Linked DNA regions of Mus musculus: all the other regions are linked to region 1. The links are chromatin loops, found by intact Hi-C in ENCODE. Cell type or tissue: left cerebral cortex. All regions are shown on one strand. Region 1 holds the start of Mtmr14 (myotubularin related protein 14). Region 2 overlaps Lhfpl4 (lipoma HMGIC fusion partner-like protein 4). Region 3 holds the start of Gm26799 (a long non-coding RNA gene). Region 4 holds the start of Setd5 (SET domain containing 5). Region 5 overlaps Arpc4 (actin related protein 2/3 complex, subunit 4). Region 6 holds the start of Brpf1 (bromodomain and PHD finger containing, 1).

The links. Hi-C counts contacts between places; a loop is a spot of excess contacts. Peaks named below come from ENCODE experiments on the same cell type or tissue, not always from the same donor. Only the 100,000 strongest peaks of a DNase experiment are listed, where the experiment ranks them.
Region 2: it touches region 1 in a loop (2.5-fold over the local background); 6 of 42 quality-filtered maps call a loop at or near these places.
Region 3: a loop joins it to region 1, with 5 times the contacts of the local background. A loop is called at or near these places in 3 of 42 quality-filtered maps.
Region 4: it touches region 1 in a loop (2.2-fold over the local background); 2 of 42 quality-filtered maps call a loop at or near these places.
Region 5: it touches region 1 in a loop (2.8-fold over the local background); 3 of 42 quality-filtered maps call a loop at or near these places.
Region 6: a loop joins it to region 1, with 4 times the contacts of the local background. A loop is called at or near these places in 12 of 42 quality-filtered maps.

What each region holds. Positions count from the first base shown.
Region 1 is chr6:113,233,065-113,238,064 of GRCm38, reverse strand. It overlaps Mtmr14 (myotubularin related protein 14), which reads right to left and starts at 222. Exons shown (of 19, transcript NM_026849.2): 1 at 1-222. The coding sequence starts at 99. In left cerebral cortex, no CTCF peak of the experiment used is centred here; DNase peaks (open chromatin) are centred at 319 and 2,644; H3K4me3 peaks cover 867 bases; H3K27ac peaks cover 703 bases.
Region 2 is chr6:113,170,491-113,175,490 of GRCm38, reverse strand. Lhfpl4 (lipoma HMGIC fusion partner-like protein 4) reads left to right here. Exons shown (of 4, transcript NM_177763.3): 4 at 3,533-5,000. The coding sequence ends at 3,633. Among named protein-coding and RNA genes, the nearest start is that of Lhfpl4, 22 kb to the left of the region's middle. In left cerebral cortex, a CTCF peak has its summit at 2,718 (motif pointing left); a DNase peak (open chromatin) is centred at 2,706.
Region 3 is chr6:112,698,073-112,703,072 of GRCm38, reverse strand. Gm35824 (a long non-coding RNA gene) reads right to left here. Exons shown (of 2, transcript XR_377964.4): 1 at 4,818-5,000; 2 at 4,586-4,703. It overlaps Gm26799 (a long non-coding RNA gene), which reads right to left and starts at 3,293. Exons shown (of 2, transcript XR_869361.2): 1 at 196-3,293. In left cerebral cortex, a CTCF peak has its summit at 2,505 (motif pointing left); a DNase peak (open chromatin) is centred at 2,459.
Region 4 is chr6:113,074,186-113,079,185 of GRCm38, reverse strand. Setd5 (SET domain containing 5) reads right to left here and starts at 1,547. Exons shown (of 22, transcript NM_028385.1): 1 at 1,474-1,547. It overlaps Gt(ROSA)26Sor (gene trap ROSA 26, Philippe Soriano), which reads left to right and starts at 1,942. Exons shown (of 3, transcript NR_027010.1): 1 at 1,942-2,012. In left cerebral cortex, CTCF peaks have their summits at 574, 3,066 and 4,565 (motif pointing left); DNase peaks (open chromatin) are centred at 2,378, 2,666, 3,001, 3,674 and 3 more places; H3K4me3 peaks cover 3,806 bases; H3K27ac peaks cover 3,653 bases.
Region 5 is chr6:113,378,240-113,383,239 of GRCm38, reverse strand. It overlaps Arpc4 (actin related protein 2/3 complex, subunit 4), which reads right to left. Exons shown (of 6, transcript NM_026552.3): 2 at 2,396-2,514; 3 at 1,166-1,277. Among named protein-coding and RNA genes, the nearest start is that of Arpc4, 2.6 kb to the right of the region's middle. In left cerebral cortex, CTCF peaks have their summits at 1,509 (motif pointing left) and 2,616; a DNase peak (open chromatin) is centred at 3,757; H3K4me3 peaks cover 1,160 bases; H3K27ac peaks cover 492 bases.
Region 6 is chr6:113,305,672-113,310,671 of GRCm38, reverse strand. It overlaps Brpf1 (bromodomain and PHD finger containing, 1), which reads right to left and starts at 3,535. Exons shown (of 13, transcript NM_030178.2): 1 at 3,335-3,535; 2 at 264-869. The coding sequence starts at 859. In left cerebral cortex, CTCF peaks have their summits at 2,337 (motif pointing right) and 3,487; DNase peaks (open chromatin) are centred at 2,346, 2,829 and 4,028; H3K4me3 peaks cover 3,054 bases; H3K27ac peaks cover 2,254 bases.

The DNA.
Region 1 (5,000 bases):
CTCCAGCAGCTCCCAGAGCCCGGGCTCCTGAGGCGGCGGGCTGCCCGACGAGGCGGTGGAACCCGCCGAGGCGGCGGCGGCGGCCCGAGCACCCGCCATGCACAGCCTCGAGTCCCCTCAGGGCGCCTTCCCCCAGCCCATGGCACCTGAAGCTCGGACTCCGGCTCTAAAACCTCCTGAACCGACTCAGCCGCCGCCTTCTTCTTCCACTTCCGGCCCCGCCCCACCTCTCCGGATGTTTACTCCCGCCGCAGCCAATCAGAGCCCGGGGTTCGTGCCCGGCCCACAGGTCCCCGGCCCACCCCTGACGCGGAGGGATCCAAGTGGCCTCACGGCGGGGGCCGCGCTCCGCCCAAGGGGTTTCCCCGGGGGAAGCCGGGCTAAACCACCGCGGCTGCGGGGAGGGGAAAGGCGGGAACCATTGGCAACAAGAGAGGAAGGAACCGCCGGAGGCCTGAGTTAGTGCTGGCAGCAAGAAGACGAGAGCTGCAAGAATCAAAACAGCATTTCAAACAGCACTTCTCCACTGCTCTTATGGACGTCCCTGCCAATATAGCGTGGACCATCATCCTATTTATTTAAAAAGATTTTCTAGCTGGTGTCAGTAGGCAAACGCCAGAGGATGAAGCGTGAGAATCAGGCATTTGAGACTAGCCCAGACCACACCTTAATTTTTTAAAAATGTTTAAAAAAGTGTAGATAATAATGTTCCTTCATTTTCCTATCAGCTGCTTTCATCATAAATCAACACGTGCCAATCTCCTGCTCAGTTCTTCCCTGTCTAGGGAGTTGTTTGTGTATTGGGCTGGTGTTTGTTGTTTGATGTAGGTAATTATTTGTGGTATAGCCAAGGCTGGCCTTGAACTCCTGACTCACCTGCCTCCACTTTCTGGGTGCTGAGAATCTCAAATATCAGTCCCAAATTCCTAGAATTGTTAGTCTCAGAAGATGTGTGTACTATCTACCCCCAAGTATTGATGTTTAGAGAGAAGGTGTTAAGGCCTCCTTCAGTATTGTATATCTGAGGGAGAATTGCTCATTTGGCCATCAGTCAGACAGTTGATTAAGCTATAACTTATGTCGAAAGAAAACTCTCAAAATGAAATTGATGCTGTGAAAACATAGTAAGTTAACATAGTGCCTAAAAGTACTCATTTTCTTAGATTTGTAAAGAAATCTAAGGAAAACACAAACCACAACCCCTGCTGACTGTCAGTCACTCTTCATGCTCAACTAGGTCCTGTCCTGAATTCTAATACTGGAAATTAGTTTTCCCTTTTGGCGATGGTCAAATAGAATCAAAATATGCATTTTTTAAAAAAATTATTATTTAGTCTCGTCTTCTAAACTGTGATGATTATTCTTGCTTCCCAACTTGGGGAAAGGACTCTTCAGTTGAGTAATTGCCTCCACCTGGTTGGCCTCTGAGCATGTCTGTGGGGCCTTTTCTTGATTGCTAATTGATGCAGAGGGAGGTATCCACTTTGGAGAGGTGGTCCTGGGTTGTAGAATAAAGCAGGCTGAGAGAGTTACAGGGATCAAGCTGGTAATCAGTGTTTATTTCTCCATGGCCTCTGCTTCACTTTCTGCCTCCAGGTTCTTGCTTGAGTTCCTGTCCTGCCTGATGGTCCTCAATGATGATGTCACTGATGTGACAGTGTGAGCTCAATAAACCTCTTCTTGGCTTGCTTTTGTTTTTATCATAGCAACAAAAGTAGAACAAACATAATGTCTCTAAGATTTTTCTAGTCAATCGCAATGGCTTACACCTGTGAGTGAAGCCTTCCGAAAGCTGAGGCAAAAAGACAAAGGAGCCATCAAGACCAGCTGTGGTACTACAGTGTGCGACTCTCAAAAAAATCTGTTGCTATGAGTTATTTTGTAGATATTTTTGGTAAATACACACACACTGTCTCACCAGCCCTACTAGTGATATCTTATTGGGCTTTAAAAAAAAAAATGCAGCCGGGTGTGGTGGCGCACGCCTTTAATCACAACACTTGAACACTTGGGAGGCAGAGGCAGGCAGATTTCTGAGTTTGAGACCAGCCTGGTCTACAGAGTGAGTTCCAGAACAGCCAGGGTTATACAGAGAAACCCTGTCTCAAAAAACAAACAAACAGACAAAAAGCAACCACCCTTCCTCCATTCCAGAGGGTCTTATGTAGCCCAGGATGGCCCCAAGGTCCCTGTGTAGCTGAGGATCACCTTATACTTCTCTGCCTCTTCCTCTTGAGGAGATACAAGCATGTAGTAACATGTCTAGTTTAGCAGTGCTAGAGACCTTTGTGAATCAAACCTAAGGCTTGAGTAGATAGGCAAACACTGTACCAACTGAACTCTACAGAGCTCCTCTTTTAATTTTGGTAACAGAATCTCACTATATTACCCAGACTGGCAATAGACTCTGCGGCTCCAAGAACCTTCCTACCCCAGGCTCTAGATAAAAACTGAATCTGGCCAAAAATCAAGCTTCTTTATATTTCAAGCTGAAATATAGAATACATACGCGTGAATACAGCCGCTTTAATTGTGACTGTTGACAAAGTATAAAATCCTCATTCGGAGGTGATCCTCCAATTATATTATCACCCCAGAAAACACCCTCGTCCTCTGCTGGTTGCTCTCACTCAGCGCCACCCCCAGACGGCCACCAACTTGCTTTCTGTCACTAGACATTCCTATAAATGGAATCAGACAACGTGTCCTCTCCTGCATCTGGCTTCTTGGGTAGAGTTAATTTTGGTTTGAATTTGCATATCCCTGATTAATGAAGCTGATCACCTTTTCCATATTTATTGCTGATTTGAATATTCTCTCTTGGGTGCTTGTAAACATCTTTTACCCATTTTTCTTTCCTCCTCCTTCCCCCCTCTTCATTTGGTTTTGTTTCTTTGGGGATCATGGGCATAGACTCACTGTGTATCCGCAGGCTGGCCCGGGATTCACTATGTAGTCCAGGATAGTGTATACCTCTCCCTCCAGCATTCAGGAAGCAGAGACAAGGGACTGAGAGTCAAAGCCTGCCTGAGATACCCAGGGAGTTCCAGGCTAACATTCAGGTGCCACCATGTCTAGTTCCCAACTGTTTTTTTAAAAATGACTTTAAAGTATTTTTGAAATGGGGTCTCATACATATCAAACTTGATAACCTTGAACTCCTGGTCTTCTGGTCTCCACTTCCTGAGAGCTGGGATTACATGCCACTCCACCTGTTCTGCAATACTGGGGTGGAACCGAGGCCTTCCTGCAAGGTAGGCAAACACTACGCCCACTGAACTACATACCAGCTCTGAGATTTTGTGCTTAGTGTAAATTAGAAGTAAAAAATCTTTTTCTTCTCAACTTCTCTCCCCCCTCCCTCTTTCTCTCTCTCCTTCTCTCCCCTCTTTCTCCCTCTCCCGCTCCCTACACACACACACACACACACACACAAAAGGTGTACTACTATTCCTATGCCCGTGATATTTCCCAATTTCCATCTAGCCCAACTGCTGTAAATTGTAAAAATCTGTCTCAGGGCTGTTTTTTGTTTTTTGTTTTGTTTTTGTTTTTTGCTGGATCTGAGCAGCTCAATAAACCCTTTTATTTTAGAGGTGCTTTAATATCAAAAGTTTTATTTTAACATTTTTTTAGAAGAATACCTAATAGATTCAAAGAAACTTATTGAAAAGTTATCACCTTTGGTTTAAGTCAGGGATGACATGTTTTTTAAATGACTACATGTGGGCATAAATGTCTTTGCATAGTCCCTTTCTTCCCATTAAGATTCCAACAAGGAAAAGTGCATAGTCTCACATATAGTTCTAACCCCTGAGAGACTGTGGCAGTAGGATTGCTCTCAGTTTGACTCCAGCTTGGGCTACAGAAGGAGAGTCTCTTAAAACTAAATTCAAATAAGTATTTCCTTTCCAGCCTTGGCCTATCGTATCAGGCACCATACTGCTGCCCAGCAAGAGCTAGATTGACATTCACAAATTCCTCCTTAGGGAGGAGTGATTGCAGCTGAGGAAGACGCTGCACCTGGAAGCACAGACAAAAGTATTATGGCCTTCGAGCCTCGAGTGCTTTGCAGTCTGGGCTACATGAATGAGTGGTTCATCTCAGGTATTCCTGCTGGTACCCTCCCAATGAGAGTGGCCAGCACCTCTGAGCCTACCTCCATCCTACACCTGCTACTCTGCACTGACACCATTCTAAGACTGACAGGTCCTGTCCCAAAGGTTGGAGAACCAGTGACCTTCAAGGCTTACAAGAGGGGAAAATTACAGACATCTATTGAGGGGGGTGCTGTGTCCCTAAAGCCGACAAGAAAGCCAAGGCTGTTTAGAAGTACATCTGCTATGGATACTAAGGTTAAAGAGGATCACTTTTGCTTAATAAACCTGTATCCAGGAAAACGTTATCAGTTTCTGTTGTTGCCTTTGAGACATGGTCTTACTCTGTAGCTCAGGTTGGCCTTAGTCTTGAGCTGATTCTGTTGCCTTCACCTCCCAAGACCTGGGGTTACAGGGAAGCCACCAAAGCTTTCTCCTCTCAAATATTTTTTTTTTAGTGCAAAGCTTAAACAAAATGTAACAATAAAACCCAGAGATGAGTGTGATGGTGTGCACCTGTAGTACAGGTGCAACACAGGTGCAATTCAGGTGTAATACAAGTGTGCACCTGGGATCTCAGTGCAAAATGTTGAGGCAGAAGGACTGAGAGTTTCAGGCTAGTTTTAGCTACATAGCAAACTACTATATAGAAAAATAAAATATCCAAACTGTGTTCAAACTTGCATTCAAGGCATCTCCCAAATTTCGAACTCCATTTCCAAACATTCTCCTTTTCTTTCAGTTTTGGGTGCGTATGTTTGCTTTGCTTCGTTGTCTGTTTTGAGTCTCTTGTACTCCAGGTTAGACTCTAAGTAACCAACAATCTATAACCTTGAACTTCTCTCCCTCCCACCTTTACCTGCTGAGTGCTGGAGTTATAGACACACACTATCATGTTTTTAG
Region 2 (5,000 bases), 63 kb after region 1:
AAATGGAAGTTGCCGGGCAGTGGTGGCTCACGCATTTAATCCCAGCACTTGAGAGGCAGAGGCAGGAGGATTTCTGAGTTCGAGGCCAGCCTGGTCTACAGAGTGAGTTCCAGGACAGTTAAGGCTATACAGAGAAACCCTGTCTCAAAAAAACAAAAAATAAAATTAAAAAAAAAATAAAAATAGGGTCTTACTCAATACCAGGCTGGATTTGACGTTGACAGCGCTCTTCCTGCTTCAACTTCTTAAGTACTTGGATTACAGGAGAGTCACCATTCCCACACATTTTGTTGTTGTTTAGACAGCATCTCCAAGCTGGCTTTCAAGTCACTATATAATCAAAGATAGCCTTAATCTTCCTTTAATCACACTTCAAGTATTCAGGTTACAGACCTACACCAACACACCAGGTCATATATACATATATACATACACACACACATATATATGTGTATATATATATGTATATATATATATATACACACACACACACACACATATATGTATATATACACATATATATTATACACACATATGTATATACATACATATATATACACATATATACATATATATTATATAACATATATAATTTGTTTTAATATAATATATAATGATACATTAAAATATAATATATTTAAATATATTACATTTATTTAATATATACTTAATATATTTTCATTTATAACCAATGTATTTAATATATATTAAAAACAAAGAAATAATGGGGCTGGAGAGAGAGCTCAATGGTGAAAAGCATGTGCAGTTCTTCTAGAGGACATGAGTTTGGTTCCTAGCACCCAGGTTGGGCATCTCACAGCTGTCTGTTGACTCTAGACCCTGGGGAGCCAAAGCCCTCTTCTGGCTGCCACAAGCATCTGTGTGAACACATGTGACTTACACCAACACAGAGATACACACATAAATAAAATTTTAATAATAATCTTTTTTTGTTTGGTTGTTTTTTGTTTTTTTGTTGAGACAGGGTTTCTCTGTGTAGCCCTGGCTGTCCTGGAACTCACTCTGTAGACCAGGCTGGCCTCAAACTCAGAAATCCACCTGCCTCTGCCTCCCAAGTGCTGGGATTAAAGGCATGTGCCACCACGCCTGACAAAAGTAACCTTAAAAAAGATAAGTACAGAAGCTGGGAGGGTGGTCATCTGGGATTGGGTCTGAAGGGGAGGAACCTAGGGTGTGAGACTGGGGCTTGTGCTATATGCAAATTATCAACAGCTACAGCTTTGAATGGTACCATTCACAAATTTATTACATCATGCTGTATAACTGGTGTATTACATATTACATATATCAAGTAACAGTAAAATACAACAAGGAAATAATTTAGGGCCATCAAGATGGCTTGTTATGAAACCCTGATAATTGAGTTTGAAGCCTAGACCCCGTTGTGGAAGGAGAGAACCGACCCCCAGGCTGTACTCTGATCTCACACAACCTCACATGTCTTCCACAGACATGAATAATAAATTTCATTTAATTAAAAAGAAAAACAAACAATTTCAGTCATGCATACCTGCATAACCCCTGTTCTCTTGTGGCTGGCATTGGAGAATTATGATCTCAAGGTCAGCCTGAGCCACATATCAAGATCCTGTCTCAAAACAACAGGAAACAATTTACACAGAAAGCCAGACTCTCAGAGGTAACTGCTTTTAAGCGGATTGGTACCCACACACGTCATCGCACGGGTTGAATGGTGGTTTATTTTATTCTTCTTCTATTAGGGAAGGTCTGAGGTTTCCTGATGACACTACAGTGAATATCTTTCTTCTACCTCCACACACACATTCACAAGTTTTTTCCCTTGGGGTCTTCAGAAATAAAATATAATAACAGTGCCAGATAGCCTCCAAAGGGCTGAGGTCAAGCAGAGTCTTCTGACCCTAATGTCAGCCTACCCCCAGTTCTGAGAGAGGCATTGTGGTGGATGCTTGTGTGTATGGGCACACGGTCCTTAGACTGAGTCTCAGAGCAGTGGTTCCCGCGGTTCAACCTATGCTTAGCTTGTCCACTCCTTACAGTCATTTCTTACGGTCTCTGCTCACCATACAATGAGCTTAAATGATAACATACACAGCTGCGTGTCTACTCATCTAGCAGGAGACCTCAGTGTTGTGCTTAAAGTCTTCTTGAATGGTGAGCACAGACTAGAGTAGAAGCGGGTTAAGCCTAGGAATTACTTGCCCTCGAGTTTCAGTTTCCCATACTTCATAAAACCAGGGTGATGAGAACAGATCCGTCTCCCAGGACTGTCAGGTTGAGGGGAAAGTTTCTGTATGCAAAGCGGCTAGCAGGGTCTAGTACTTGGGGGATGCTCAAAGCGGTCAGCTCTAACAGGCCTCTGCAGGCAGGCATTATGAACACCGGGTTACAGGTGAGAACAAGGGTGGGGCAGGGGATGGTGTGCACACAGAGGGAGAGCTTGCTCCAAGTCATCTAAGTAGTGAAGTCAGGGCTTGAACGCAGGTTCGAGTCCAGAACCAAGGTCCGACAACACACTACCTATCTTAGAGCTCAGTGAGGCCAAGGTTCTACAACACGCTACTTATCTTACAGCTCAGCCAGGCTAGAGGTTTTCTGTCCCCTTTTATTAGCTTCCTGGGACATTTCTCTGCTAATCTGACCTTAAAAGCTCTGACAGATCCCTCCCATCATGTAGGTTCTTTGGTCTTGGTTTGAGGTCAGGACCTACCCCCTGGTGGCAACTTCCAGAAGTGCAAGGCTAAGCCTATGTGGATTCTCTGATGCTACCCTGGCAATGGATGGATGAACCTCTCAGTGGATGGGTCCATTCAGTGTCTCTCTCCTGTTCCCACATGGCTCCCTCACAAGTTCATTTACTTGAAAGACATGGCTCTGCTTTGTAGACTAGGATACACTGGAACTTACTGTGTAGCCCAGGTTGCCCCCATACCTGTGGCAAGCCTTATGCTTCACTCAGCCTCCTGTTAAGAGTTAAGATTAAGATGGGAGCCAACTTTCCCAGCTACAGCTCATTGTTAAAATGATATGGGAGGCCAGTCATGGTAGTGTATACCTGTAAGCTTCGTACTCTGAAGGCATAGGCAGGAGAATCAGATCAAGGCTAGCCTCTGCTACCTTGTAAATTCAAAGCCAGCCTAGGATACAAGAGAGTTAAAAACAACCCCTTCCTGCCCAATAAAACTCCCCACACCAGTGATGTGGGGAGCTCCACCCATCTGCATCCTTAACTGCTTCATGGAGGTGGACACTGTAGGCCAGTTCCAAGTCAAAGGCATTTGCTATGACCTTTCAGAATGGCCCTGTGGAGTGGGAGAGGGTCTTTATTTCACACATGACAGCTAATGGGTTACATGGTGTGCTTAAGGCTGACCTGTCATTCAAGGACTTGGTTCTAGTCACTTCTGGCCATTTGTGTCTTGGGGAGTGGCTGAGGGGGCAGCTGGGACCTCACAGGCTCTAACATTCTCCCTCTTCCTCTCCCTCCCCTTCCCCCTCTCTCTTTCTCCCCTCCCCTCCCTTCCTCCCACAGATTTCGTGGGCACTACAGTAAGTTCCGTGCTGCGGCCAGGAGGTGATGTGTCTGGCTGGGGAGTCCTACCATGCCCTGTTGCTCACACACAGGGACCCTGAAAGCCGGGATTTTATAGCCCAGGAGTTGGCCTGACCTCAGCATATCCCGTCTGCTGCCCTCTCATTCCTGCGTTCAAGCTCCAGACCCAAATCTTGAACTGGCTGCACACGGACCTCCTCCGGGCTCTGAAGAGAGGCAGGGGCTAGGTGGCAGCCTGGCAAGAAGGCAGAGCCCTTGAGATCCTGAGTCTGGCCCCGCCTCCATTGGACCTAGTGGAGCCTGGGCCTCCCTCTTTGGTCCCTCGGTTTCCTTCTCTCCTGTGTAGACTAGCTGGAGGTCCCTGGGGATCCCCAGGGAAAGGACGCTCTGCCGCGCAATCTCCTTGGACCCCTTCAGTGTGCAGGGCTGCCTGCTGCGTCCTTGCCTGCCGGTCCTGATCGCCTAAAGAGACTTACTCAACACACTGCCCCAGGAGGGCCAGACTCTTTCCTACTTTATTTTTATTCGCTGATGATGGTCCCACCACATCTGCCACAAAGCTCCAGGTGCCACCAGCCCCCCAACGGGGCCTCCTCTGCCTCCCTCATTCAAGCCTGCACCCAGCTCTCAAAAGAATCTGAGCCGTGCTGAGGGGGAAAGGATAGGGTCTTCCTTCCTGCTGCTGGTAGTCCTTCATCACCTCAGAGTCTGAGGGGGAGACACGGGCTCTGGAGGCTGTGGGAGGAGGAAGCTAGTTCCAGCCTGAGGCTGGCCTGGCCTCTTCCCTACTGGGATATCTCACTGGTGACTGGCCCCTCGAGCCTGGCCTGTTTTGTACAGCATAGACTTCTCAGGCCCATTGTCAGGGTTGGTGGCTGTGGAGAGGGGGCACAGAGGTGGGGACTTAGGGGTTACCCCTCTCCTTCTCATGCTTCCTACACCCTGGACATCTGCCAAGGGCAGAGACTGTCTTGCGTCTTTGATACTTTTCTGCCTAACTTGAACTTGCAGGTCACCTCTGAACAGGGTACCCTTGTCCCCACCCCAGGCCCTGTTACCCTGTCCCTGCCTCTTTCTCCTCTTTGCCCACTTCTCGCCTTGCGATAAGCCCAGGGTCTGCAACCTCATGGGCAGTGCTTGGAGCTGAGGTAGGTGTGTGTGCATGAGTGTGTGCGTGTATGTGTGTGTATGTGTGTGTATGCGTGTGTATGCGTGAGTATGTGTGTGCGTGTATGTGTGTATGTGTGTGTTTGTGTGTGTGTGCGTGTGTGTATGTGTGTATGTGTGTGTGTGTGTGTGTGTGCGTGTGTATGTGTGTGCATGTATGTATGTATGTGTGTGTTTGTGTGTGCGTGTGTGTGTGTGTGTGTGTGTGTGTGTGTGTGCGTGTGTTAGGAAAGGGCAGATGAGAAGATCTCTCTTCTCCTGCAGTGGGGGGCCCCTCCCT
Region 3 (5,000 bases), 530 kb after region 1:
ACTTCTGAAACAGCTTTTAAAAGCTGTGGACAACCTCCTGATTCACAGTTTCTAGTCCCACACCTATTTCGCTGTCAAATCCTAAGTGGAAAAAGTACCGGGTTAGCACTATTCCAAACTTAACCCATATCCTTCCGCACCTCCAGCAACACTTTTTAAAAAAATGAAGTTTAAAGCCAGCGCTAGCATAAATACCTGTTGCTCACCATGCCCGATTCGATCTCTGATTCTTTTCTCCCCTTGGAGTTCCATACAAGACAGTGATTCCCTGAGTGCTTTCCCGCCGTTCTCAAGGTCCCTGGCTCAGACACCAATCTGTTGTATGCCAGCCTGTGGTCTACTTGAACTGGGTACACCTGGGAGGCAGGCTGGGGCTGAAAGAGACTTAGACGGCGAGAGATTAATGGAGACCAAGACATGATTCTGTTCAAGGCCCACCAGTTTACTAAGAGAGTGTGCCTATAAAAGGGGAAAGCCCATCCCCTGCCAGTCCATTCTTGGTGTCTGAAGCCAGCCTGTAGGCGACAGTGCAGAATAGGAGGTTCCTCCAGAACATCTCAGGGGATTCTTGGCAGGTAGCAGTGCCTTGGAGAGAGCAGTGGCAGGTGACTGAACAAAAGAGCCATCTAGGTCGGAAGGCTCCACCCTAGGTAATCTTCTCAGTGGCAGCAAGGTCAAAGTCTGGATCAGCCTGCTTCAGGGCTGAGGGAGGCTACAATTAGGTTTCACCCATAACTTCTTAAAGGCTCTCTTCATGGTGCCAATTCTCCTCCTTTGCCTGACCCCTTAAGTCCTGGGCTGTTACCTGCAACTGAGGCTGCACCTTCACCAATGACCTTCCCTGGCCTCTCACAGTGCCAAGCCTCAGCTGCTCTCCATGACCCCTTCATGCCTTCAAAACCAGTACTACCTGGGTGATTCTTACACATTACCAAGTCCAACTGCAGCATGAGGTACAACCTTGGCTATCTCTGGAACACAGCTTCTTTGTGCTCTCAGAAGATACTTGCAAGAATATTTCATTTCAATTATGCTGGTCTCTTCTTAATCACCACTAATTTCTTAGCTCCAGCTAAGCAGCATCAATCATGCCAGTAGGCCCTTCTAGTCTTAACTCTAAAGCCAGAGCAACATGGCTAAAGTTGCTGAGTTCTGCTGCTTGCTGGGGCTAGAACATGGCCCCCTTGTTCTATTGCATTATCACTAGCTTTCTGTTTCCAACTTCTTCAATGCCTAAGCTTGCTGTGCTTGATCAAAACTCTCTTCATGAGAGTAAACCAGAGGACACAGTCTATGCTGGGCTTTTCTGAGACTTCCTTTGTCAATGCAATTGACCGAAATCTCTTTACCTTAGCCTCAGGCCGACTTTTCAGACAAGGGTAGAAAGCAGCAACATTCTTCACCAAAACGTCATTAAGAAAGATCTCCAGAGTTCAAATCACCCTCAGCACCAATGTCTTCCATATTCCTACTGGGATGGCCCATCAAGTCCTACTTAAAGCATTCCATAGCTTTCCAAATTCAAAGCCCCCAAATCCACATCCCTCCAAACAAAACCATGGTCAGGCCCATCACAGCAACACCCCAGTCCCAGGGATTAACTTCCGTCTTAGTTTGAGTTTCCATTGCTGTGAAGACACACCACGCCCAGGGCAACTCTTATAAAGTTCAACATTTAATTGGCCCCGGCTTACAGGTCCAGAAGTTTGGTCCATTATCATCAAGGCCAGAAGCACAGCAGCATCCAGGCAGGCATGGCACTGGAGGAGCTAAGAATTCTACTTCTTGTTTTGAAGGCAAAAAGGAGAAGATTGACTTCAGACAGCTAGGAGGAGGGTCTCATTGCCCACCTCCATGGTGATACACTTCCTGCAACAAAGGCCACATGTACTCCAACAAGGTCACGCCTCCTAATAGCCAAACACATTCAAACCACCACGCCAACTCCAGGCTGGGGTGTTCACTGGCTTCATCTTGTGCAGCCAACCACAGCTGCTGTGCATTCCTAAGTGCAACGGGCCATCCTCTCCAGAAGACTATTTTGCTTCAATCTTCCTTGATCTCTGGCTCTTATATTTTCCCTAGCTCCTCTTCAGGGACCATTTCAGAAGAGGAAACATTTCTAATTTCCCAGAATCTCTGTGTCTAAAACAGATATGGTGATAGTGCCTACCTTAGGGGCTTGTCAGAAACCTCAGGAGGACAGGAGTGGGGCAGGGGCATAGTCCTCCTCCTCTTCCTTTCCCCTCTTCTTTCATTCTTTCTTGGCAAGGTATCACTATGTAGCTGTAGCTAGCCTTGAACTCCCAGAGATCTGCCTGCCTTGCCCTCCTGATGGCTGAGGTTAAGGGTGGACTACACCTTGATTCAATTCTTTTTCCTGAACATACTCAGAGTTCATTAAAGTCATTTAAATGACCAGACAAAATATGAGTGAATTATGGGTTAATGGGGTGCTTGACCAGCTCAGTCTCAGTTTGTATGGTACTTTGTTGCCCCCATGTGGCCACTTGTAAGATGGCAGCCAGCAAACGTCCTAATATTGGTGGAAATTTTCAAAATTTTAAAATAATGCAGGTAGTAGTTTAGTTAATTTGCTATATCTATTACTCAGATTTTAAAATCATGTATGTTGTCTATGTTAGCTTTGCACTTGAATTTAAAATATCTCTGCAATACTAAAAGTCCCTTTAATGCAAATGCTATCTCGGATCAGCTCATTTTACAGATTAGAAAATTGAGGTGTGGAGAGATTCAAATCTGGACACTTTGACAAGGCTAGGAACTCCTATGCACTCCTCCATTCTACATTGAGCCATTGGACTTTAATGCATTCGCTTTCCACTTTCTTTCATACTCCCTTGTCTATGTCATCTCTCCTCCAACCCCAGGGCGTCAGCTCTTCAAGATCAGGGACCATATCTGATTTGTCATCTCGTGTACACAGCTCCTGGAAAGGGTGTCAGGAGGCTGGAAACATTTAGTAAAATGAATGGAGGGGCTGGGTCTTGTGGGGCAGTATAGCTTGGAGCATCAGCACGTGGCAGGTAAAAGCAAGGTCTTTCATAGCCAGACCTTGTCTTAAAAACCACAGGGCTGGGGCCTCGGGTGATAGCTTGGTGTGTTTAAAAGCATTTCCTGCTGTTCCAGAGGACCTGTGGTTGAATCCCAAGCATCTACATGGTTATTCACAGCCATAACTAGATCCACGGATTCAGCACTTTTCTTCTTTTTCTTCTCTTTCTTTTTTCTCTTTCCCTTCCTTCCTTCCTTCCTTCCTTCCTTCCTTCCTTCCTTCCTTCCTTCCTTCCTCCCTCCCTCCCTCCCTCCCTCCCTCCCTCCCTTCCTTCCTTTTCCTTCTTTCTTTCCTCTGCAAATACCAGGTATGCATGTGGTGCACAGACAGACACGTAGGCAAAACATTCAAACATAAAATAGCTGAACCTTAAAAGGAATAAGGGAAGCTGAGAGAGTAGAGGAGCTGAGGATGTAGCTCTGTAGAATGCTTGCTTAGTTAACTCCAGAGCCTGGGTTTGACCCCTAGTACTGCAAATAGACAGACAGACAGACAAATAACAATAAAACCAAAAATAGAAGAAAGAAGGGAAGAAGGGAGAGATAAAGAAGACAGGAAGGAAGGAGGGCAAAATCCCAAACTCTTTAAGAAAGTGAATTAGGATGAGAAGGATGGAGGGAAGAGATGAAGGTGGGATGCAAAGAGGCCTTTGGCAGGAGCTCAGGACCGTGAGACATCCAGGGTGAGCCAAGGACAGGTCCCACTTGGCTGGGAAGACATTGCCCTGATTAGGGTTGTCAGATTTGGCAAATAAAGGCACCAGATGTCCAGGTTAAACCATTAATTTCAGATAATCAGGGAATATTTTTTAAAATATAGGTATGTTATATGTTTGTGACACACTATACTTCTAAATTATTTGCTGTATATCTGAAATTCAAGTTTACTGGGCATCTGTTTTTCATGGAGTCAACCTATCCTGGCTCTTCACTTGGGGCTAAGTATTATGGGAGAGCCTCTGACTCTTGTCTGCTTTTTAAATACAGAACATTTTGTTTTTGCTCCTGAATAAAGAGGCACAAGCTCGTTATTGATCTAAAAGAAGGGCATGTTTCTCAGAGACAGACGGCAGCTTGTCAGGAGACAGGAGAATGGCTCTTGAGGCTTAAGGGAGGGAAAAGGGGAGGCATATTGCCCTGAGCCCATAATGGTCTTTCTAGAACCTGCTTGTTCCCTGGAACTTTCCTCCCTAGGCCCAGAGGTGACATGGCTCCTTGGGTGCTGCTAAAGAGGACAGGAGGAAAACATTTAGCTCAGGAGGAAAAGATGACCTGGGAATGTGAGCTCACTGGTAATTTGCTCATTAATTCCATCTCACTGAGTGGTTGGTGGCAAGAGTTCAGAGATGAATGGCATTGGGGTGTGACCTGGAGGCTCTGCAGAGAAGAGAGTGCCTCCCCAGCCCCACCTCTTTTCTCTCTTTCCTCATTTCCCTCCCTCCTTCCCCCCTCTCTTCCTTTCCTCCCCCTCTCTCTGTCCCTCCCCTATTCTTCCCTCTTTTCTCACACATTTCTCTTTCACTCCCCAGTCATTTGTTAACCTAATTGCCCAGTATCCAAAGAGAACCCTAAAGGAATAACTATGGCAAACTTGCTTTTTTGTTATTGCCGTATCTTTGCACGGCAACCTGCCCCTCCGATGTTCCCAGAACTATCCAGCAGCACCCAACTCAACCTAGAGTTCATGTGAGTACTCTCCCCTGATGGGTTGGTACAAATCCACCTTGCATCTAATCTGCCACCTGCCCCTCCGATGTTCCCAGAACTATCCAGCAGCACCCAACTCAACCTAGAGTTCATGTGAGTACTCTCCCCTGATGGGTTGGTACAAATCCACCTTGCATCTAATCTGCCATTTACCTCCTGGCTGCCGACTTGCTAGATTCAGTGTCTGAATCCTCTTGCTGTTCTGACACTGGGTTCCG
Region 4 (5,000 bases), 160 kb after region 1:
AATGATCCTCCTGAGAAAACTGGAAGAAATCCAGGGAAAAGAAATTCCTGTGTCCTCCAAACTCAGAAATCTCTAATTATGTCAGTATTCTCTGCTTTAGTCCTAGGTCAGATTGCACACATCTAAAATAACCTCTTAAAGTTTTCCTCCTAGCGACCTAAACCATTATTAATATCAAATTAACCATCAAAACACTTTCCTCTCAATATGCTGCACACAAACCTCCTCCTGGAACCTCCTCCATCTGGATCCTCCCCAATCAAAAGTATAGGTATTTAACATATAAGCAAGGAAGTAATGTAAACATGACCTTGGTCACAAATATGTCATCTAAAAACAATTTAGTCAAGGTATGGAGGAAATTCGAGAACCTGAATCTTTTTAAGTATTTTGAGCACAGGAACAATTGGCAAAAGGAATCCAGGTATAGACAAAACCCAGAGCCCAGAGCTCTGGGCGAAAAATGAGTTGCTGGTGAAGACGTTACACAAGTAACATGAGAAAGCAGAAAATGCAGGTCATCCACGCACCCCTGACCCAGGCCAGCAGGGCGGGCTGCAGCATCAGTACACAGGAGAAAGATCCTTATTCCTAAGAATGAGAAAGGCAAAGGCGCCCGATAGAATAAATTAGCATAGAAGGGGCTTTCCCAGGAGTTAAAACTTTCCTTCTGAGCGATTACCTACTAAAACCAGGGCTTTTGCCCACTACCATTTACCTAGGATCTTGGCTTGCACGGATTCATAGGGGCATATCCCTCCCCCTCTTCTTTAGAGTCGTTCTTAAAAGATCGCTCTCCACGCCCTAGGCAGGGAAAACGACAAAATCTGGCTCAATTCCAGGCTAGAACCCTACAAATTCAACAGGGATATCGCAAGGATACTGGGGCATACGCCACAGGGAGTCCAAGAATGTGAGGTGGGGGTGGCGAAGGTAATGTCTTTGGTGTGGGAAAAGCAGCAGCCATCTGAGATAGGAACTGGAAAACCAGAGGAGAGGCGTTCAGGAAGATTATGGAGGGGAGGACTGGGCCCCCACGAGCGACCAGAGTTGTCACAAGGCCGCAAGAACAGGGGAGGTGGGGGGCTCAGGGACAGAAAAAAAAGTATGTGTATTTTGAGAGCAGGGTTGGGAGGCCTCTCCTGAAAAGGGTATAAACGTGGAGTAGGCAATACCCAGGCAAAAAGGGGAGACCAGAGTAGGGGGAGGGGAAGAGTCCTGACCCAGGGAAGACATTAAAAAGGTAGTGGGGTCGACTAGATGAAGGAGAGCCTTTCTCTCTGGGCAAGAGCGGTGCAATGGTGTGTAAAGGTAGCTGAGAAGACGAAAAGGGCAAGCATCTTCCTGCTACCAGGCTGGGGAGGCCCAGGCCCACGACCCCGAGGAGAGGGAACGCAGGGAGACTGAGGTGACCCTTCTTTCCCCCGGGGCCCGGTCGTGTGGTTCGGTGTCTCTTTTCTGTTGGACCCTTACCTTGACCCAGGCGCTGCCGGGGCCTGGGCCCGGGCTGCGGCGCACGGCACTCCCGGGAGGCAGCGAGACTCGAGTTAGGCCCAACGCGGCGCCACGGCGTTTCCTGGCCGGGAATGGCCCGTACCCGTGAGGTGGGGGTGGGGGGCAGAAAAGGCGGAGCGAGCCCGAGGCGGGGAGGGGGAGGGCCAGGGGCGGAGGGGGCCGGCACTACTGTGTTGGCGGACTGGCGGGACTAGGGCTGCGTGAGTCTCTGAGCGCAGGCGGGCGGCGGCCGCCCCTCCCCCGGCGGCGGCAGCGGCGGCAGCGGCGGCAGCTCACTCAGCCCGCTGCCCGAGCGGAAACGCCACTGACCGCACGGGGATTCCCAGTGCCGGCGCCAGGGGCACGCGGGACACGCCCCCTCCCGCCGCGCCATTGGCCTCTCCGCCCACCGCCCCACACTTATTGGCCGGTGCGCCGCCAATCAGCGGAGGCTGCCGGGGCCGCCTAAAGAAGAGGCTGTGCTTTGGGGCTCCGGCTCCTCAGAGAGCCTCGGCTAGGTAGGGGATCGGGACTCTGGCGGGAGGGCGGCTTGGTGCGTTTGCGGGGATGGGCGGCCGCGGCAGGCCCTCCGAGCGTGGTGGAGCCGTTCTGTGAGACAGCCGGGTACGAGTCGTGACGCTGGAAGGGGCAAGCGGGTGGTGGGCAGGAATGCGGTCCGCCCTGCAGCAACCGGAGGGGGAGGGAGAAGGGAGCGGAAAAGTCTCCACCGGACGCGGCCATGGCTCGGGGGGGGGGGGGCAGCGGAGGAGCGCTTCCGGCCGACGTCTCGTCGCTGATTGGCTTCTTTTCCTCCCGCCGTGTGTGAAAACACAAATGGCGTGTTTTGGTTGGCGTAAGGCGCCTGTCAGTTAACGGCAGCCGGAGTGCGCAGCCGCCGGCAGCCTCGCTCTGCCCACTGGGTGGGGCGGGAGGTAGGTGGGGTGAGGCGAGCTGGACGTGCGGGCGCGGTCGGCCTCTGGCGGGGCGGGGGAGGGGAGGGAGGGTCAGCGAAAGTAGCTCGCGCGCGAGCGGCCGCCCACCCTCCCCTTCCTCTGGGGGAGTCGTTTTACCCGCCGCCGGCCGGGCCTCGTCGTCTGATTGGCTCTCGGGGCCCAGAAAACTGGCCCTTGCCATTGGCTCGTGTTCGTGCAAGTTGAGTCCATCCGCCGGCCAGCGGGGGCGGCGAGGAGGCGCTCCCAGGTTCCGGCCCTCCCCTCGGCCCCGCGCCGCAGAGTCTGGCCGCGCGCCCCTGCGCAACGTGGCAGGAAGCGCGCGCTGGGGGCGGGGACGGGCAGTAGGGCTGAGCGGCTGCGGGGCGGGTGCAAGCACGTTTCCGACTTGAGTTGCCTCAAGAGGGGCGTGCTGAGCCAGACCTCCATCGCGCACTCCGGGGAGTGGAGGGAAGGAGCGAGGGCTCAGTTGGGCTGTTTTGGAGGCAGGAAGCACTTGCTCTCCCAAAGTCGCTCTGAGTTGTTATCAGTAAGGGAGCTGCAGTGGAGTAGGCGGGGAGAAGGCCGCACCCTTCTCCGGAGGGGGGAGGGGAGTGTTGCAATACCTTTCTGGGAGTTCTCTGCTGCCTCCTGGCTTCTGAGGACCGCCCTGGGCCTGGGAGAATCCCTTCCCCCTCTTCCCTCGTGATCTGCAACTCCAGTCTTTCTAGAAGATGGGCGGGAGTCTTCTGGGCAGGCTTAAAGGCTAACCTGGTGTGTGGGCGTTGTCCTGCAGGGGAATTGAACAGGTGTAAAATTGGAGGGACAAGACTTCCCACAGATTTTCGGTTTTGTCGGGAAGTTTTTTAATAGGGGCAAATAAGGAAAATGGGAGGATAGGTAGTCATCTGGGGTTTTATGCAGCAAAACTACAGGTTATTATTGCTTGTGATCCGCCTCGGAGTATTTTCCATCGAGGTAGATTAAAGACATGCTCACCCGAGTTTTATACTCTCCTGCTTGAGATCCTTACTACAGTATGAAATTACAGTGTCGCGAGTTAGACTATGTAAGCAGAATTTTAATCATTTTTAAAGAGCCCAGTACTTCATATCCATTTCTCCCGCTCCTTCTGCAGCCTTATCAAAAGGTATTTTAGAACACTCATTTTAGCCCCATTTTCATTTATTATACTGGCTTATCCAACCCCTAGACAGAGCATTGGCATTTTCCCTTTCCTGATCTTAGAAGTCTGATGACTCATGAAACCAGACAGATTAGTTACATACACCACAAATCGAGGCTGTAGCTGGGGCCTCAACACTGCAGTTCTTTTATAACTCCTTAGTACACTTTTTGTTGATCCTTTGCCTTGATCCTTAATTTTCAGTGTCTATCACCTCTCCCGTCAGGTGGTGTTCCACATTTGGGCCTATTCTCAGTCCAGGGAGTTTTACAACAATAGATGTATTGAGAATCCAACCTAAAGCTTAACTTTCCACTCCCATGAATGCCTCTCTCCTTTTTCTCCATTTATAAACTGAGCTATTAACCATTAATGGTTTCCAGGTGGATGTCTCCTCCCCCAATATTACCTGATGTATCTTACATATTGCCAGGCTGATATTTTAAGACATTAAAAGGTATATTTCATTATTGAGCCACATGGTATTGATTACTGCTTACTAAAATTTTGTCATTGTACACATCTGTAAAAGGTGGTTCCTTTTGGAATGCAAAGTTCAGGTGTTTGTTGTCTTTCCTGACCTAAGGTCTTGTGAGCTTGTATTTTTTCTATTTAAGCAGTGCTTTCTCTTGGACTGGCTTGACTCATGGCATTCTACACGTTATTGCTGGTCTAAATGTGATTTTGCCAAGCTTCTTCAGGACCTATAATTTTGCTTGACTTGTAGCCAAACACAAGTAAAATGATTAAGCAACAAATGTATTTGTGAAGCTTGGTTTTTAGGTTGTTGTGTTGTGTGTGCTTGTGCTCTATAATAATACTATCCAGGGGCTGGAGAGGTGGCTCGGAGTTCAAGAGCACAGACTGCTCTTCCAGAAGTCCTGAGTTCAATTCCCAGCAACCACATGGTGGCTCACAACCATCTGTAATGGGATCTGATGCCCTCTTCTGGTGTGTCTGAAGACCACAAGTGTATTCACATTAAATAAATAAATCCTCCTTCTTCTTCTTTTTTTTTTTTTTAAAGAGAATACTGTCTCCAGTAGAATTTACTGAAGTAATGAAATACTTTGTGTTTGTTCCAATATGGTAGCCAATAATCAAATTACTCTTTAAGCACTGGAAATGTTACCAAGGAACTAATTTTTATTTGAAGTGTAACTGTGGACAGAGGAGCCATAACTGCAGACTTGTGGGATACAGAAGACCAATGCAGACTTTAATGTCTTTTCTCTTACACTAAGCAATAAAGAAATAAAAATTGAACTTCTAGTATCCTATTTGTTTAAACTGCTAGCTTTACTTAACTTTTGTGCTTCATCTATACAAAGCTGAAAGCTAAGTCTGCAGCCATTACTAAACATGAAAGCAAGTAATGATAATTTTGGATT
Region 5 (5,000 bases), 150 kb before region 1:
CTGTGTAGCCCTGGCTCTCCTGGAACTCACTCTATAGACCAGGCTGGCCTCAAACTCAGAGATCTGCCTGCCTCTGCCTCCCAAGTGCTAGAAAATGGAAATTCTATCGTATACATATATGAGTTAGAACTGAACAGAAAGCTCAGAATGAAACTCAAATATTTATAGTCACCTGATTTCCAACAAAAGCACCAACGCCACACAATGGCAACAATTTCTCCAACAAATTGTTCTGACAACGGAGTGTTCCAATGTGAAAGAATGACGATAGACCCTAAGCTTACACCACATAGAAAAACTAACTCAAGATGGACAGAAGACCTATAAGTAGGTCCTCCAACTAGAAAACTTCTAGAAAAAATACACAAAGCATGCTGGGCGTGGTGGTGCATGCCTTTAATCCCAGCACGTGGGAGGCAGAGGCAGGCGGATTTCTGATTTCAAGACCAGCCTGGTCTACAGAGTGAGTTCCAGGACAGCCAGGGCTACACAGAGAAACCCTGTCTCGAAAAAAAAAAAAAAAAAGAAAGAAAAAGAAAATACACAAAGCAAATGCAGTGACATTTGTCTGGGCAATTATTATTAGGCAGATCTTTAAGTCTGACAGTTGTTGGCATTTTCTTTCCTGACTCTGGGTGTATCATCCCACACACTGCTGGCTTACACAGCTGTTTCTGAAAGAAAAGCTAGAATTGGATAGTCTGGTTTCTTTCTTTTTTCTTTTCTTTTCTCTTTTTTTTTTTTTTTTTTTTTTTTTTTGAGAATTCTGTATATGCATGTGTTGTGTGGCAATTTCAGAAACTGACTATCAAACCAGTGCTGGAACTGCCCTAAGAGCACACAGCCATCACCTGTTAGAAACCTTCTCTGCTCCAACACCTAACTGACCCCCATGGCCTTGCCAGGCCTATGATAAGGGCTGTTGGCATTATTTTCTACTGACCAACTTTTTGTTTTGTTTTTTAGGTAGGGACTCACCAAGTAGCCCAGGCTGGTCTTGGGCTGTCCCTCCTCAGTCTCAGCCTTCCAAGGGCTAGGATTATAGGTATGTGCCACCTTGCTTGGCTCTGTTTGCTAGTGCCCATAATCCCAAGGGAATTCCTGGAAGCAGGCTCTGAATCTAGCTCTCTGACCATTCATTCCAATGGGATCCCTGGTGACTCACCTGCTTCACAGCAATGCTGACCCGGACAGAGTTGATGGAGCCTTCAATAAGAACCTTTTCCTTCTCATTCCTGCTGATGGTGACAGGCTGTAATAGCAGTTCTTTGCTACTCCTAAAACCACAGAGGCAGAGAATCAAGCTGGTGCCATTGACTCTGTGTAGTTCTAAAGGTACCTGTGCTCTATGAACTGTCACTGTTGGAGAATGCCCAGCGGGGCTGGAGAGATGGCTCAGCGGTTAGAGCACGGACTGCTCTGTCAAAGGTCCTGAGTTCAAATCCCAGCAACCACATGGTGACTCACAACCATCTGTAATGAGATCTGCCGCCCTCTTCTGGTGCATCTGAAGATAGCTACAGTGTACTTACATATAATAATAAATCTTTAAAAATAAATAAAATGTCCAGTGAAAACCATGTATATCAAGTAATAGCACGCAGCATACCATGTCTCTCAAATGGCAGCAGTCCATCCTAACGCTACAATAGTTTGAGTCATATAAATTACATTGGAGTTGGAGATACGGTTCAGTTGTAAAGTGTGTGCCTAGCCTGTCCCAAGGACCTGGGTTTACTACCTTTATCATCTAATGTGGGGGCGTGGCTTATCACAACTATGTACACCGCAGATTTACCCCCGCTGCAGCTTTTGGTTTCTTGAGAGAGGATCCACTGTGTAGCTGAGGCTAGCCCTGTCCCTGTGATTCTATTGCCTCAGCCTCCCATGTGCTGGGATTAGCAGTGTTCTATCATCTCCTTGCCAGGTGAAATTTCAAAGAGGAAGAATACTTATTTATGAAATAAAAACCAGTCAAGAGAAGACTGCTTTCAAAATATGGAGTGTAAAAAGGTCTAAGTTGTCAGACATATTAAAGATCAAAAGTAAAAAAAAGTCTCGATCCTTACATTAATAAAGTTTAGCGGCATCATCTCTGGGATCTAAATCCTGTGACCTTCTGGGGCTGCCGGTGGCTGTCACGCTTTTGGAGACACGTCCCCAGAGCTCTGCTCTAAAGGTCACACTCTGGGGTAGGTCTCCCATAGGTTCTGAATGGGAGCCCTATGACCCTGCTTTGGAATTAACCAAATCAGGAGGAACTATTCATCTGGCAACAAGACCAATGTCACTCAAGGTAGCCTGACAGTGCAAAAGCATAGATCCCTGGCCCCCTTGGGCAGGGCTTATTCTTGGGGGATGTTCTTCTCGGCCCCACTCTGACCTCGTTCCCTACCTGACTTCGACCTCTGGCTTGTTGTGTCGTTCCACGACCTGGGAGGAGAAGTTCTCCAGGCAGAGAGCAGCCTGCAGCGTGGCCCGCACGGCACTAAGGTAGGGGCGGAGAGTGGCAGTCTGCAGGAATAAACCCAAGACACAGGAAGGGTCAGAGTCTGCCTCAGCCAAGCAAAGCCAGTCCCTCACTGCAGCTCCTACACAACAGGCAGTACCGAAGGCTTCCTGCAGGGCTGTCACACAGAACAGACTACAGCCAGTCTTCAAGATGCAGTCCACTCAAAATCTCGAGTGGTTCCCAGCAGCAGATAATCCAGCTTGGCATCTCACAAAGTTTGAAGAAATAGTTGACTGTCATAGCCTGGGGACAGGGATACTACAGATATAAGTGCACACAGGCAAGACATGCTGCAATATCCTGGCATGCACAACAGAATTACACAGCATCACCAGTGCCAGAGCTAGGTAAGGCTGATGATCTAGAAGGAGCCATATCCCTATCTGCTGACTGCACTGACAAGTGTATCAATCCATGTCCTGAACTTGCTGGGAATTCAGAAGTGATCTCTCTTCTACCCTCAAACAGCTCAACTGGGCGAGAATCACAAGGGCTAACAGAGGGCAACATATAAAACTAGCTAGTCTTAAAAATAATCTAGACTGTCTAAAGAAACTGGTTTTGACCAGATACAGGATCAGGACGGTTCTACAATGAGAAAAAGTAAAAGCTGTCCATTCTCAGTGGACAAGGTCAGCTACAATGACCAGCTACATTATCTCGGGCAAGGCTTCTCTCCCCCCAGGGCTTATCACATGCTGGAGCATCCATCACCTGCAGCCCTTCCTCCCCGCAGCTTAGCTCAGCCTCTCAGAGCTCAGCTCAGTGGAGAAGGCCCCTTCCTTCCTCAAAGTGGCCTTTTTGACTTCCCCCTCAATGCATTTCTTACAGTTTATGGTATGTTCACTTTACATAAAATTCACAACAGAACGTTAGGAATAAATTTTTCCTTCACCAGTTTGTAATTCTCGTGGTCTACAGACATCAACTTCTATTCAGTTGTCAGGTTGTATCTAGCCCAGCACCTCCTATACATCAGGTCAAACCAATTTTCTGGAGAGTAAATGAACAAATGAACTAACTTAAGCAGGGCTAGATTTACACAAGAGCATTAAGACTTTCCAAACTGGTAACGAGTGCAAGGTTTCTGTATGTGAAAACTGCTTTAAATTGCACAGATCAGGCTGCAATGGCAGGCTGGGATAAAACCCTAGACAGTCTAGAATGCTTTCCACTGAGTTTTTCTCTCAATGTAGCAGGAAGCATTGGGACTTTCTGAGAAGGAAGTTACAGGGCTACCGCTGCACAGAGGCTCTCTGGAGGACGGGATGGAGAAGGAAGTGAGACTTGTGGCAGAGAAGAGGCACAGGCTGCGTGGGGCAGCGGAGACAAGCACAGGATCACGGACAGACAAACATCAGACAGAGGGGATAAAGGCTAAAAAACAGCTGTCATGTAGTTCAGCAGTGGGTTCTAGCTCCATACCACAGCATTCTCTTATGTCAACCAAGAAGAGGCAAAACCGGAAAGGCAAAATTAGTTGTGTGCGGTGACAAGTACCGTTGGGAAAGTGATAGAATATTCTTTTCTCTACCTCGATTGTGGCTACCTGATTATTTTGTCAAGGTTCATTGAAAGAAAACTAAATTTTAGATGACCAGCCCTGTGATAGTTACCCTTTAGTGGCTTGAAGAAATTGTACAATAAACTTGAATGCTTAAAAACGCAAAGTCAAAACTCAGTCAGCAGGAAATGGCTTTCACGCTAAGGAATGAAACCAGTTAGGACTAACACTGGAGCAAGCTTTAAAAAGTGACTTTTGAAAAAGAGGGTCTAATTTCAAAGTCTCTTCCCTGAGAGCATTCCCGGGCGTGCAACAAGCAGTCCAGCCTTTAGAACTCAGGTCGTCAAGGGCTGACCAGAGAAAGTAGTGGGAAGCCTGGGACCTTTCGGAGAACAACTGCACGGAGCACCCACAGATCCCAAACCCGAGCATGAAAGAGGAGGACCAGCGGCCATCAACATTTACACACGTTAAGGTCAACACGGTTCTGCACATCTAGGAAGGAGTCTGAATGCAGGCAAGCAACACAGAACCTTCATTGGGAGCTGGAAGGCAAGGCTTCCAGGAAGCGCCAAGAAGTAAGAAGATGAAGTGGACACTTGCCTCGAGGTCCCGTGAGACCGCGAAGGCAGGCAGGGACAGGGGGTTGTACTTAGCCAACCTCTACCGTGGACGGAGAGGAGGCCCCGCAGAGCGGTCCTACCTCAGCTGCAAGCCACCACCACGGGCTTCGCAGCCCGGTCTCCTGCCCCCTCCGAACATCGGGGAGAGGTCATTCTAGCCCGGGATTCCCAACCTGGAAGCTTCCGGGCCTGCTCTTGCTCAGAGAGCCTCCTGGCTCGCCCCTTCCTCCTCGCCTCGGCCCTCGCCCCACCCTTTGCCTCTCCATCCTCCCCGTGCCTCCTCATCCCGGGGCAACCTCGGGCCGCAAGCCCTAGCGGCAAGCAGCATCTCCCCCAGACCCACAGCCTCTACAGGCAAAAC
Region 6 (5,000 bases), 73 kb before region 1:
GGCCAACCTGGGAAAACTCAGACTGTCTCAAAAACAGAAATAAATCAAAACACATACACACAAAAAAACCCCAATTCTTAAAAAATGTTACAAAGGGAGCAGGAAGTGAGAGAACCCAGGACCTGGCATGTGCCAGTAGGGCTAAAGGACAGTTCACACTGCCTTGGCAGACTAGTGCTCCTTTACTGGCTGTCTCCTATCAGACTGTCATCTCGATTGGTTTTGATTGGTTTTCTAGAGGTAGGAGATGGTGGTGGTCTTACCGGTAGTAGGAAGTGGGCCGGGGTGGTGCGTCAGGGGTATCTTGCTCTAGCTCACGATACACCACCTCAGGCAATTTGGGAGCAGCACTGGCAGGAGCGCTGTGATGGTGGTGGTTAGAGTCTTTTCGTTTCTCCTTGTTCTTATGCTTGCCTGACTTAGGTGTAGCCGCAGGTGTCTCAGTGTTTTCCTTGTTGCTGCCATTCTCAGGGGCCTCCTCAGGGGCCTCCTCATCCTCTGACACCACATCCAAGTTGTCAAAGATGCTGATTCGGTGGACACGGCCATGAAGGTCCACTTCTACCATGCGCTGGGCCTGAGCATAGCTCATCACCTCTCGGCCTGGTGACTGTGAGACTTCAGAGGGGCTGGGTGACTGCTTGTTGGCTGGTCGTGACTGGCGCCCTTTCTTTTTGTGCTTGCGCAGTGGGGTCTGCTGTGGGGGTGGTGGGCTGTCGTGGTCATAGTGGTACAGGTGGTACTCGATACCACTGTAACTCTTGTAAACCTTGCGGCAAGTCTCCACAGGGCACTCATATGGTGGCTTAGTTGCCCGCAAATTGTGGCAGAAGGTCTTCACGTCAAAGTCCACCCCCATGCTGTCACATCTAGAATACACAGACCAATTAGCACAGGCCTGACAGTTTCCAGCTCCCACACCATACAGTAGATTCTCTTCAGCCTTCCTTTCCCAAGGATATCCTGGCCAGTCTCTCTTTAGAGCATCTCTAGGTGCCAGCTTCTTTACAAAGGTCCTAGTCTGGGCCCTTAAAACCTATTGCTGCCTATGTCTCAATTCCTTTGGCTTAGTCTCACATAAAGTGACAAGAGTGATCCTTCTACTAAGTAGCAATGATCATACCAATTACATTACTAAAAGCCTCCAGCTGCTCTCCAGCTTCTATTCAGACCATCTAATATAACATTCAAGAAATTCCTTTTGCTCTCTGTCCCTAGTCTTCCTTTCTAGATTCTTTTCAGTAGTTATGGTTTGGCAGGAGTGGCAGGGGTCAGCGCGGGAAGCCGGGGGAGCAGGGCCAGAGAGTGCAGGGCAGGAGCCGGGGCGGCCAGCTTCGCTTCCGAGAGTTCGGGTTTCCCCTTCTCGGCCCCGTCTCTCGTCGCCGGCCTCCCACACGGGGTTGGAGCCCTGGCGGGCGCCCCCGACAATAAGCCCAGACTGGAGGTGGGCTCACACTGCAGCATAAAATTCCCTACATGTTATAATCTCTCAAGGTTCAAAGGGCTCTCAATTAGGAATGTTGAATGGTGGGCTCCTACAAATTCTTCAAGACCTAGTTCAAATGACACTTTTTGGGGGGGGGGGGTTCGAGACAGGGTTTCTCTGTGTAGCCCTGGCTGTCCTGGAACTCACTCTGTAGACCAGGCTGGCCTCGAACTCAGAAATCCGCCTGCCTCTGCCTCCCAAGTGCTGGGATTAAAGGCGTGAGCCACCACGCCCGGCCAAATGACACTTTTATTATGACTTTTTTTCACTCTCTCAAGGAAAAGCTGTTCCCGTGGCATTTTATTCTCACCTCCAGTGTGACATTTTCTGGTTTTCTCCCATTCTACTAGGAGATCTTCAGTAAATACCAGACCTATTTACTTCTAAATCCCCAGTTCCTAGCATGCATTGGACTCCCAAGCCTGGGCAAATACCATGAAACCTGTGAATAGCTGAATGAGAAGACCACCAGATTAGGAGTTGAGGAAGATCAGATTACGCATTAAACGTTGCTTATTGTATGCCTGAGTGAGTGGCCAATGACTGAGTCCTAGATTCCAACAGAAACCATTGAACTACACAATCAGTGCATCGCTGAAGTCTTAATGGGGAACCTCACCCTGGAACTGGGTGGGGAGATATAGGGAGAAACCTTGTGAAATGGTCATTTCCGCAGGACAAACGGCACAGGCTACACTTGGTTTCCTCATTTACTGATTCATGCAACATTAACTCAGGGCCTACTGAATGCCAGGACACAAACATGATCACAAAAATCTAGGCATTATGTTCCAAGGTTCTCAAAGGCTAACCCTCCCCCACCTCAGTTTCTGGGTGAGTAGAGACAGCAGATGGCACCAAACCCCAGGGAGCCCAGCTTAGTCTGGTACCGCTCCAATTTCTCTCAGGACTAGTTTGAACTAGTGCCTAGGACCACCAATGCAGGGCCTGCCTAACCTCCCTGACAAACACTAACTCTCAGCCTTTCCTTCCTTCTCCTGAGGCTTAACTACAAGAATGGGCAGCTCTCGTCCATCTATCGACAGCAAGTCAGCCAAGCTACACATTCAATTCCAACTCACTTCTATTTCCTACCTGCTGCTGTGCCTTTAAACACAAAACCAATTATAGGTACAAACAAGCTCAACACTTTCCAAGCCGGGTCCCTGGTGAACGCTGCCGTTCTGGCTTTGCTGCCCTGGTTCCCGAACTAGCACAGTGCCCCAAGGGACCTGGCGTCAGAGGCACGAAGGTGTCCAGAACTTAGCTCTGAAAGCCCTGGGGCCCTTGGATATGGCGGAAGCACCTACTCCCGGGAACTCCAGGAGCAGAAGGAAGTAAGGGGTAAGGGGTGGGACAAGGCCCGCGGGGCTAGAGCCCAATCTCCCGGATGCTGCGCCGCTTCCCTTTTGTCAAAGTGTAACAAGTCAAACAAGGTTTCCCTTCTGCCTCTGGCCCAGGCAGCCTCAAAGGGAACACTGCTGCCGCGGACGCTCCCCACGAACGAATGGCATGTCAATTCTCCCTGCTCCAGGGGCTCAGGAGGAGCCTAAGGCGCCTCGCCAGGGCTGCCCCTTCTCCACTGGCACTACCTCCCGGCCCCGGCCCGTACTCACCGGCCACCTCCAGTCTGGGCTCATCGCCGGGGGCGCCCGCCGGGGCTCCAACCCCGTGTGGGAGGCCGGCGATGAGAGACGGGCCGAGAAGGGGAAACCCGAACTCTCGGAAGCGAAGCTGGCCGCCCCGGCTCCTGCCCCGCACTCTCTGGCCCGGCTCCCCCGGCTTCCCGCGCTGACCCCTGCCACTCCTGGTCCCGCCGGTGCCCCAGCGTCGCAATTCCGCAAGCACCTTCGCGTTTCCCGAGCTTTTGGATCTTCTGGCCTGGGAACCCGGTGCCGCCGGGACAATGGGGGGGCTCCTGGAGGCGGCACAGGAACAGCAGCGGCGAGACCGTGGCGGCAAAGGCTGTGGCAGCGGCGGCAGCAGCAGCGACGGCGACGGCGTCCGCCAGGGTAAACGTGGTCCCGTGGCGCTGTATAGACGCACTTTCGCCACGGTTCCTCGCCGGTCTACTGAGGAGCTTGAGACCAACCTGTCGGTCTGAAAAAGATCTCTGGACACCTTAAAGGGCTCAGCAAGCGCCTCCATGTTCTAAGTGGAGTTTCTGGCGAGCGAAAGCTCAGTTTTGGGGAGTCTGAGTCCTCGGGCCGTTTGTGGCGAATCTGCGACTACGGACAGGCAGCGCGAGGCTGGGCGTGAGGAGCCCGCCCTTCTCCCCTCCCCCTCTGCCGCCGCCTGCTCCCTCCCTCCTGCTGGCGCGACTGCTGCGGTAGGGACCTGGCCTTGGTCTCCGAGGAAGGCGACTGGGAGGAACGGGGCGGGAGCGCCGGGTGGGGCGGAGTTGAGGGCAGGGCCTAGAGCCGGACGAACGCAAGGGAGCCGCAGAGGCCCGCAGATATGGTCAGGGGCGGGGCGACGTGGGAAGACTAGGCCGGCGCGGGAGGGGCTTGTGTTTAGGGGGTGGAGCTGCGGGAAAGCGGTGCCCTGATGCGACGACCGCAGCCGGAAGAGTGGGCCCGAGGGGCCCAAGTAACGAAGGGCGGAGCTTTGGGTAAGCCTGGAAGGTGGAGCTAAACTAGGGATGAAGCTACAGCTGGGAAAGCGCACCACAGTGCTGCAGGGTAAGGGCGGGACTTAGGAACGTAAGGGGCGGGGCTTCCGCTGAAATGTGAGACTGAAGGGTGACGAGGCGTGGCCCTAATGAGGGAACTGAGTTTGGGGAGGTTCCAGTGCATTCCAGTAAAACTGTAGGACTCAGATTGGCAGCGCTGGACTACAAGGTTACCGGTAGCTGATTGGAAGACGGTATCAAAACACACAGCCCATTGAATATGACTGACACCTCAAGTGTGATCGTGGGAAATTCTTCTTTGGGTTCTTCAATTGTAAACCTGGAACTCGAAAATTCTGTCAGTTCCTGGGGGTTTCAGAGAATTTGGATGTCAGGGATCATCATTGTCAAGCAGTGCTTGTAGTTTTGTCACTGAAGAGTATGATAGTCTTCCAAGATGCTAGAGTCACTGAGAACGCGGTTTATTTTCATGCGGACTTGGTATTCAGCTCCCTAAAGTGCACGTTTTCTTATGACACGTTTCCCCCGAGAAATGCCAATAAAACCAGCACTCCAAGTTGTTTCCTGGTCAAAAGGGGGGGTCTGGCGTAAAATCGGTGGTTTCTATAAAGAAATGGCTTATTGCAGCGGAGTTTCTCATTATTAAATGGGGATAATATATAGTCCCTCTGTCCCGGGGTTATGATAAGGATTAAGAGAGTTGAAGACTGTAAATTGCCTAATACAGTGTCTGTTGTATAAGATTCGCATGCACAAAGAAAATACAAGCTATTATACTCATCCAGAAAATTCAGAATAAACCAGTAATCGCAGCACTCAAGAGGATTGAATTAGGATTGCTCCAACTGCTTATGAGTTCCAGGTCAGGCTGAGCCATACAGC